Regions from separate parts of the Homo sapiens genome. Here region 1 is linked to region 2. Evidence: chromatin contacts called from ENCODE Hi-C data. All regions are on one chromosome and are shown on one strand. Each heading gives the region's core, a stretch centred on a gene start or an enhancer-like site at or near the end of the contact. The rest is flanking DNA. Distances are from core to core; before and after follow the strand shown. Region 1 overlaps LOC105376360 (a long non-coding RNA gene). Region 2 overlaps LINC02668 (long intergenic non-protein coding RNA 2668).

The links. Hi-C counts contacts between places; a loop is a spot of excess contacts on that map. Pooled maps may share reads with other maps.
Region 1: a map of A673 shows a loop between it and region 2 (4-fold over the local background). The contact joins two enhancer-like sites. A Hi-C loop is called at or near these places in 3 of 168 maps with a recorded cell type or tissue (A673, PC-3 and ascending aorta) and 3 of 50 pooled maps.

The regions. Positions count from the first base shown.
Region 1 is chr10:3,555,190-3,559,660 of GRCh38, reverse strand. All of the region lies in intron 1 of LOC105376360 (a long non-coding RNA gene), which reads right to left. Among named protein-coding and RNA genes, the nearest start is that of LINC02669, 55 kb to the right of the region's middle. Within about 2 kb of position 2,905, at least 2 of the 41 ENCODE cell types and tissues checked have a DNase peak (open chromatin) inside an H3K27ac peak, as active enhancers do.
Region 2 is chr10:3,237,589-3,242,233 of GRCh38, reverse strand. All of the region lies in intron 2 of LINC02668 (long intergenic non-protein coding RNA 2668), which reads left to right. Among named protein-coding and RNA genes, the nearest start is that of LINC02668, 18 kb to the left of the region's middle. Within about 2 kb of position 1,476, at least 5 of the 41 ENCODE cell types and tissues checked have a DNase peak (open chromatin) inside an H3K27ac peak, as active enhancers do.

The sequences.
Region 1 (4,471 bases), core at 1,656-4,155, 320 kb before region 2:
TATCATAGCACTGTCCTGTCATTTTGAGTTCACTAAGTGGAAACATTTTTTCTCATTAAGTGTATCTCTGTCTTTTCAGCATTGGGCCACCACAATGACATTAGTAATGTTTTATACCAATTTAATTAGAAATATCCATAAAAATAGATGCTCAAAAACTCAAAGGCACTATTCAGTCCTGAGGTGGTTTGAGAAGACCACATCACACACTTGTTAACATCATTGGTGAAATGAAATCATAACACCCAAATATTTTATAGGTGAGACCATTTACTGAGAACATGCCCTCATTTGAAAATCACTGCTGAAGGCAGAGGCCTCTGCATTCTTCCCAAGCCTGTATCTGCCAATGCACATTTTAGAACATAAAATTATTAACTCGAAGCAAAATGAACAATTCAGTTAATCAGAGCACATCCCTCCTTGGCCATAATGATTAACTAAGGTGTCCCTCTGGGTGTTTCAGTCCACACGCAACACTCATGGTGTCCCTCCATCAGTGGCAGTGACATGGCCATTTGGTAATGATTTCACAGCACTCCTCTCTACAGGGTGTTGTTGAACACAAGGTTTTTAAACATCAGTTTCAGTTTTGCATCTATCAAAAAAGGGGGGATAATCCTGAAAGCTTCTCAAGGTGCTGTGTGTCTTGTAAAAATTAAAGGGGGTTATGGACGTTGAGCCCTCTGTGCAGGAGCCCCACAGAGCTGGCTCTTCCCAGTTCTGCCCGTGCAATGTGGCCACTCCCGGGACCTCTTCACTCTTCTCCCGGGTCAGTCCCCATGCGGCCCTGCAGTGTTGACTTATCTTGTGCCACTGCCTTCGTCCTGTAAACTCCTGACGTGATAAAAGGATATTTTCTAAGAGGCTCTCCCATTATTAAAAGGAGTAGAGGGACCCTGACTCAGGAACATTCGTGTGATCTTCACTCTGAAGAGTGAGTTTCTGAGAAAGTCAACCCATGTGTCCACTAAGCTCGCACACCTGTCTCTTAGGGATTTCAAGAATGGGATGTTGTGATTAACATGTGTTCAGAACTTGAAAGGGGTTGAAGCCAAGAGGTACTCAAGCATTGCTCCTCATGTGTCCTGGAGTCTCCTTGTTTCAATTCTTGCCACATGGCAGAAAGAAAGGGATAAAACGCCTAAAATGGCCCTTAAACAGGTTGATGAGTCAAGCAACCTTGTTTAGACAACCTATTGGGTTGAAGACAGAATTGCAGCTTGAGAGGTAAGCCTTAAAAATGTCAGGAATCCACAGTCTAAGTCCGCCTCTTAATTAACGGGAAACTTCTCTGCCAACATCAGAAACAAGACAAGCCACCCGCTAAAACTGGAAGACAAACCAAACATTTAAAATTAAAAAATACTAGAGTGGAAAGAAGGAACGGGTGAGGGGTAAGAAAGTTAGGCTTCCCTGATTATGTCTTGTTTTATAGATTTGATTGTGGAACCATACATATTTTTATATAAAACAAAATTAAACCAAAATTTACAAAGTAATTCCCAACTATTAAAAACAACAAAGAAAGGACGGGTGCAATGGCTCACGCCTGTAACCCCAGCACTTTGGGAGGCCAAGGTGGGTGGATCACAAGGTCAGGAGTTCGAGACCAGCCTGGCCAACATGGTGAAACCCCGTCTCTACTAAAAATACAAAAATTAGCGGGATGCAGTGGCGAGCGCCTGTAATTCCAGCTACTCAGGAGGCTGAGGCAGGAGAATCGCTTGAACCGGGGAGGCAGAGGTTGCAGTGAGCTGAGATTATGCCATTGCACTCCAGCCTGGGTGACAAGAGCAAGACTCTGTCTCAAAAAAAAAGAAAGAAAAGAAAAAGAAAAGGAAAATAATTGGCGGTAGCTATGTATCAAGGTGGTAGCTAAGCCACAAGTAAAACACTGTGTCTTGTAACTTTAACACCATAACTGAACGGCACTAACAGGATACATATTGTGGACAAAACGAATACAGAGACATTTTAAATTATTTTCCGTGTTTGTAATACCAGTAATAATACTGGTATTGTTATCTTAAGGGTTTATAGATTTCTAGATAGAGTCGATAATTAGGTTTGTGCCTTCAGAAACTAAAAATTTTAGCACAGGAAAAGGAGTGACATAAAAACTTTGTTAAAAAATTAAAAAAAAACTATAATTATAAATTTGAATTATACATATCAATATGTTTTATGGTGTATTTTTTCTTGCAAAAAAAAAAAAAAAGTATTTCTTAGCAGTATGTACTGAAAAATCCCAGAAATAACATCTCACCCAGAAGCAGTGAGGATCACTAGGCACTCGGATTGTGATCTCTAAATACCACTTCCCATTACAGGGTGCCAGTGCTCCTTGGAGTCAGAAAACGCTGATTCCGGCTCTGGGAAGAAAGTGATCCTGGACCAGCCTCTTGCTCCAGAAGGTGAGAAAGCCTCCTGTTCTTCCGGTCACGACAGAAGGAATCAGAAGCCGACTAAAAAGTTTTTCCAGGGGCCACATAGAGACAATTTTAGCGTCAAACAAATGATAACTACAATTGACGGCAACACGTTGGACCCATTAGGTCAGACTGATGCTGGGAATAAAGGCAGAACAGAAACATAAAGTTTTTTTTAAAAAAATTTCACCCTTTTTAAAGAATAAATTATTCTGAAAACTAGTGAAGGTAGCGCATAAAACAAGCATTTATCTCATTTTATTTGTGGAAACTGTGCTTTGGGGGAACAAATGAGTGTTGAAGGAATGGTCTTTATAGATGAAATCTGGGCAATACAAGAGGAAATCGGAACTATTAGGTTGGTGGAAAAACCGTGATTACTTTTGCACCAACCTGATACAATATCCCAGTTGGGCAATCTCGAATGACGCAAGATGAGCGTCATCATCATCATTGCTGCCAACCCATCTGGTGAGGAGCTGGGAGAGAGCGTGGAAACACTGAGCCGGCGGCTCCATCGTTACAACGCCGCAGGCAAACAAGGGGAATTCTGGGAGAGAGCGTGGAAACACTGAGCCGGCGGCTCCATCGTTACAACGCCGCAGGCAAACAAGGGGAATTCTGGGAGAGAGCGTGGAAACACTGAGCCGCGGCTCCATGGTTACAACGCCGCAGGCAAACAAGGGGAATTCTGGGAGAGAGCGTGGAAACACTGAGCCGGCGGCTCCATCGTTACAACGCCGCAGGCAAACAAGGGGAATTCTGGGAGAGAGCGTGGAAACACTGAGCCGGCGGCTCCATCGTTACAACGCCACAGGCAAACAAGGGGAATTCTGGGAGAGAGCGTGGAAACACTGAGCCGGCGGCTCCATGGTTACAACGCCGCAGGCAAACAAGGGGAATTCTGTGGCTCCAGTGTGACACGGTGAGGGGCGCACATCGCCGTGAACTCCTTTTTCCCCCACAAAAATCCGAATCAAATTAAGCCTCTACATTAGCGCTGTTCAACAGAAATATCACGTGAGCTATCTTACAGTATTTAAGACAGGAATCTTAAATTTTCTAGTAACCACGTTAAAAAGGTAAAAAGAAATTGTTGAAATTAATCGTATGTTTTATTTATCCCAATGTACCAAAAATATAATTTCATAATGTTATCGATGTAAAAAGTATTGATGTGATATTTTACATTTTTTCATACATCTTTGAAATCTTGTGTAAATTTTGCATTAGCAGTACATCTTCCATTGCTGATTTCTCATTGGAAATAGTCTGTATTTAGAGTTTGTAAAATTTCCAGCTGAAAAACTAGATTTGTGAGCCGCAGTTGCTCCAGTCGTACTTGAAAATCTTCCAACAACCAAATAGAGTGTGTTTTAAAATTTACATTAATTTCAATTAACTAATATTAAAAGTTTTACAGAAGCCACATTTCAAGTGTTGAACAGCCACACGTACTAGTGGCAAGTGTGTTAAACAGCACATATGTAAATCTCGTCACCAGTCCACAGGAACGCACATGGTACCAAGAAGGGAAAGAAGATACCACGTATGTGCAGTCACTCAATTCAGAGTGTGGAAAATGCTACAGGGTAAGGAATCTGGTTAATTGCAATTAAAAAAAGAGAGAGAGATAACCTGTATATAAAATAAATTTAAGAGACTTGTCCAAGTAAATGTAATGTTTGAAATGTGTTGAATTCTGATTTAAACAAGCCAAACGTGTCTATACATATGTGTACACACATGGGCACATATATACAAACACATGCATATATATACATTTACAATCAATCTGAACACTCTTCAAGTACATACTTTATAGAATTAGTTATTGCTAATTTTTTTAGCCATATCGTGGTTATATTTTAAAAGAGAAAGGGACTATTTTGTAGAAACACAGACTGAAGTATTTACAAATGAAATGATTTCAAGTCTGAGATTTCCATAATAATCCCGGGGAGAGGAAGAGGTTACATGGGATTTTAGATGAGACAAGTTGGCCTGGGTTCATAATTGTTGAAACTGCATGATGGAGG
Region 2 (4,645 bases), core at 227-2,726:
CGGGTGGGAGGAATGCATCGAGCAGGGAGAGGGTCCCTTGACGAGGGTGGCTCTGGGTTGTGTCGCGCCCAACACCTGCAGGTCTCTCCCTTTCTTTCCTCTTCCAAGGTAACCAGCGTGTTGTTTTGTCTCTTTCCCCTACACGGCCAGACATGGCTTGCAGAGCAGGGGCTGTTCCATGAACCCCTGACTCTTCCTCACACTGATCTGTGTGTGTGCATCTGCACATGTGTGTGAATGTGTGTCGCATGTGTACACTGTTGTGTGTACACGGGCGCTTGTACGTGTGCCTGTGTGCGTGCATGCATGTGAGCCTGTGTACCAAGTCTCCCGTGCAGATGCCTGAGGTTAGTGGCTGAGTACGTGGAACTTGGAGCTCTTACAAGTACTTTGAATATGAAAAGACAAATTCGTGCAATAGAGGAGCATGAGTCCTTTGCAGCTCCCTAACCGTCCATTTCATGTCAATGCTGATGTTCGTGACTGTGCGGTGCGTTGACAGAATGACAGAGTCGGTGCCTCCCCGCACTGTGGTCCCGCAGCACGATTTTATTCAGCGTGCACACATGTGGGCTGCCGGAGTCTTTAGAGTAAACAGGAGCTCACGGAGACCTGGCTGCTCCCAGGAGCACTCGAGACAGCCTCCCATGACATAATATCGTTACCGTGGCAACAGGGATATTCACTACCAGAATCACAACTATATTTCACCAATTTAGTGCTCTACTAAACACAAAATAATGCCTTCTTTAATGATGCTGGGCTGTGGTTCTTAGAAACACGGAGCCCCCTGGAGCGGGAGCCCAACTGCAGAATAAAAGTGCAGAAGGAAGGCCCCACTTGTGTGGAGAGGCGCTGCGGTCTCCCGGCATGAGAAGCTGGCACGGTTATGTGTCATGGTTCTCCATAAGAACTTTTGCAGCAAATGGCACCCACACGCCTTGGTGGCAACTCTTCCAGCCTGGGATGAGATCGGCAGAGCCTGGGTCTGAGAACTGCAGCCAGCGACTCGCTGGGCTGTTCCATGTTCCAGGCAGCTCCGAATCATCTTTTTTTTCTTGAGACAGAGTTTCTCTCTTGTTATTCAGGCTGGAGTGCAGTGGTGCCATCTCAGCTCACCACAACCTCTGCCTCCCGGGTTCAAGCGATTCTCCTGCCTCAAGCCTCCCAAGTAGCTGGGATTACAGGCATGCACCACCACGCCCGGCTAATTTTGTATTTTTAGTAGAGACGGGTTTCTCCATGTTGGTCAGGCTGGTCTCGAACTCTCGACCTCAGGTGATCCACCTGCCTTGGCCTCCCAAAGTGCTGGGATTACAGGCATGAACCACTGTGCCAGACCCGAATCATCGTTTCTGCACATGGAGAAAACCACGTGGAGAAAACCGGCAGGAGAAGAGCATGGGGCAGGGTCTGTAGGAAATGCTCAGAGAGCTTCCTGGAGGCAGGGCTGGGGAAGGCACAGGGGAGCCCGGCTTCTGCGGACGTTTCCTCCCAGGATGAGGGAGGCAGGGCTGCTGGAAGACTCACCTTTCCTCTCACTGCACTGCCATTTGTCCCAACTCATTTCCGTTCTATGTTGATTGGTTCAGAAAACATCCTATTTGGCAAATCCTAAATAGTCTCACTTTCTGTCATGGTCGTGGAATCTCTCCGTCTCGACAATGGAACCGAATTGTAAAGCGACTCTAGCTCTGAATTCCTACCTCTTGCCTTTTGTTTTTTTCCTAGAAAAAGGAAATGGAAATCCTTCCTGTTATTCTCCGCGTCCCTTCGTAGAAGGCTGCCTGAGAGGTCAGCACAGGAGTCCTCTAAGTGCCCTGCAGAGAACACGGGTCTCGGAGCCGGACAAACCTAAATTTTGAAACCCACTTTGAGTTTGAACTTGGCTGTGGGAAAGTTACACAATCGCTCTAAGCCTCTGTTTTCTCATCAGTAAAACAGAGAGGGGTTGCTTGTGTGAGAAGTGGCCGCTGCCAATCATCTGCGTGTCCTTCACTCTCCCAGGGGCCATGGGTCTGTATTCTACACATGTGGGATCTTCCTCTGGACCCTTCGGACATGGTCCACACGCTGCCCTCAGGATCTGCTGGGGTCTGCATGGGGGGTGAGACGTGAACCCCAACCACGTTCACCACAGAGAGGAAACTGGGGGGATGGAGGGGGGGACAAGGCCAGGTCACCTTCAGGTGCCGCCCGCCAGCAAGGCGGTTTGCACCCGGCTGAATGAGCTTTAAAAAAGACAGTTTTTTCTGTAGTTTAGAATCATGGTTTCACTAAATGGTGAAATAATTTTATGCCACTTCCCCTACTAATTACCATCTCATTGTTATTAGAAAGGATGGTTTCCTTGAAGTCTAGAAAATTTTGTTCCAGTCCATTTCAACGGTGCAGGAGAAACGTGGCTTCCATTCCGAGGAAGACGGCGACACCTAGTGACCGTTCCCTCGCGGTGCGATGGCCTCACACCTGTGCGGCGGGTCGTCCGGGGCGTAGGGTGCTGCGGCCTTGCGGTCTTCCCTGCGCTGCAAGGCAGGGCATGGTGGCAGATTAACACCTGGATGAACACGGGCAGGTCAGGAGACAAATAAAACCCAGAGGTCTTTGAAACTTCAAAATCCCGTAGGGTGTGTGACCCCAGTGAGCCCCACGCTACATCCAGCGAGAACCGAGAAGTGATGGTGCAGACATTCTTGGGTCCCCCAGACAGAACACACCGGGAGTTACTGCCTCTTTCTCATCCCGAGTCCTCCTGACTTTCCCCAGCACCCATCGTGGCTGCAGCCAGGACACAGGTAAATGTAATTTCCCTCCCCTTCCATCCTCGCTTTCACATCGGTGTGATTGACTGAGGGCCTGCAGACTCTCTCCACGTGCGGGTGCCCTGCAGCCTGACACACAAATGCGTTCATCCTTCCCCTTTATCCTGACCCCGAACTAATGACGCAGCTTCCTGAGACACAGAGGATGCTTCTCCTCGTCCCCCCTCGCGCTCTGAAGTGGGAAAAGATGTGTTCCATCTGTTCTGGAATTTTCACTGTAAAGAAGAGAATGAATTTTAACTGTGTTTTTGACATATCCCTAAACAAGAAGTGGTTTATAGAGTGAAACCATTTTCCCTTCATCTAAAATTTAAAAAAAAAAAAAAAGAGAGAGAAAAGTGCAAGACTGAAGATGTGTGTTGAGCGGGGTGAGGAAGCGTGGGGGACTCGGCGCTGGAGGAGCCCCGGGTGTGTTTAGGGTTTGTGGTCAGGGGCCCTGGGCACCAGGTCCAGTCTGAAGCACCCGGGGGGATGGACGATGTTTGTGTAAGAGAGGGACAAAGGGATGGCAGGGTGGCCAAGCAGAGACGCGATTCCCTCTGTGCCCTTCCTGGACCAGCTTTGTATTCTAACAGCAACGTCTCTGTTCTTGGGAAGAGCTCCTCGGTGATTACCTGCCCGCCCCTTGTCTCCTCTTATTCCCGCTGCCACAGGGCAGGGCCGCCCAGCTCCAGCTCAGACACACACCTGCTCCAACTGCTGTGCTGGTCACAGGCCCAGAGCACCACGTGTCCTCTGGGGTCTGTGTGGTCGGCGCCGTGCGTGGGACCACTGTGAGTGACCCTCCTCTTGTGTCACAGAGCCACTGTACCCGTGTGCACCTGTGCTCTGAGACCTGGATACCCCTGGAAGGACAGACACCGAGGACCCGAGTGCACTGGAGTCCCGCTCCCACAGATCCTGCTGCTGGGAGAACTGTCAGCCAGGAACGGGACTGCGGTGGGGAATTCCTTCTGTCAACACACTTTCTAATCTAAGCTCCAGACTCCACTTCCAGACTAGCACAGGCTTTTTCCCCCACATCTCCTTCTCTGCAGCCGGGGCTCCTGCCGGGTCTGCGGAGCCCAGAGCCATGCTCTCTGCCGACTCCATCTCCAGATGCCTGCCCCGGCACCCACGCTGTTGCCAGGACACCAGTGAACCCAGACAGGGTGAGCAGGTTGCAGCAGGGTACCGGGAGGAATGCCCGGCTGGCCCATGTCTTGAAATCAGTCTCATTGAACAATCCGGGAAAGAGATGACCTAGCCTATTCTAAGGCTATCGATGTGAATTGGATTCTTCCATTTCCCCTGAATTCTCTGATTAAAATGATAATTATGCAATAGCTGTTTTCCATTTTAAAAGCTGAGTATGACTTCCCTACTTGGTGGAAGGCTGTCTGCCCAGAAAATGTTGCTATTTAATGCTTTCTGAAAAAGCGTTATCTGTATTGTATGCATAGAATCCACTTGTTGCCACAATGCCCCCTCCTAAAAATTATCGCTCGGGCAGAGACGCAGCTGGCTGGATCTGGTTCTGCCCCCACCTGGTCCCTGGGTCCCCTCTGAGGCCTGCGTCACCTGCTCTGCGCAGACTTCTGCCACCTCTGGATGGAGGCCATAGCCATCATTGCACAGAAGTGCACCTGCGCGCAGTGGAGTGACTAACGCCCGGCTAAAATGTCCAGGAGGCGGGGGCCAGTGGCCTGGGCAGACCCGCACTGGCTGGCCGCACCTGCCTGGTTTGTCATCACTGGTTTGTGAATAGGCTGGAAATGCAGAGAAAATCCAGACACTACACCAACAGGAAAACGAAGTCTCCTCAGCCTCCCATCACACAGCCA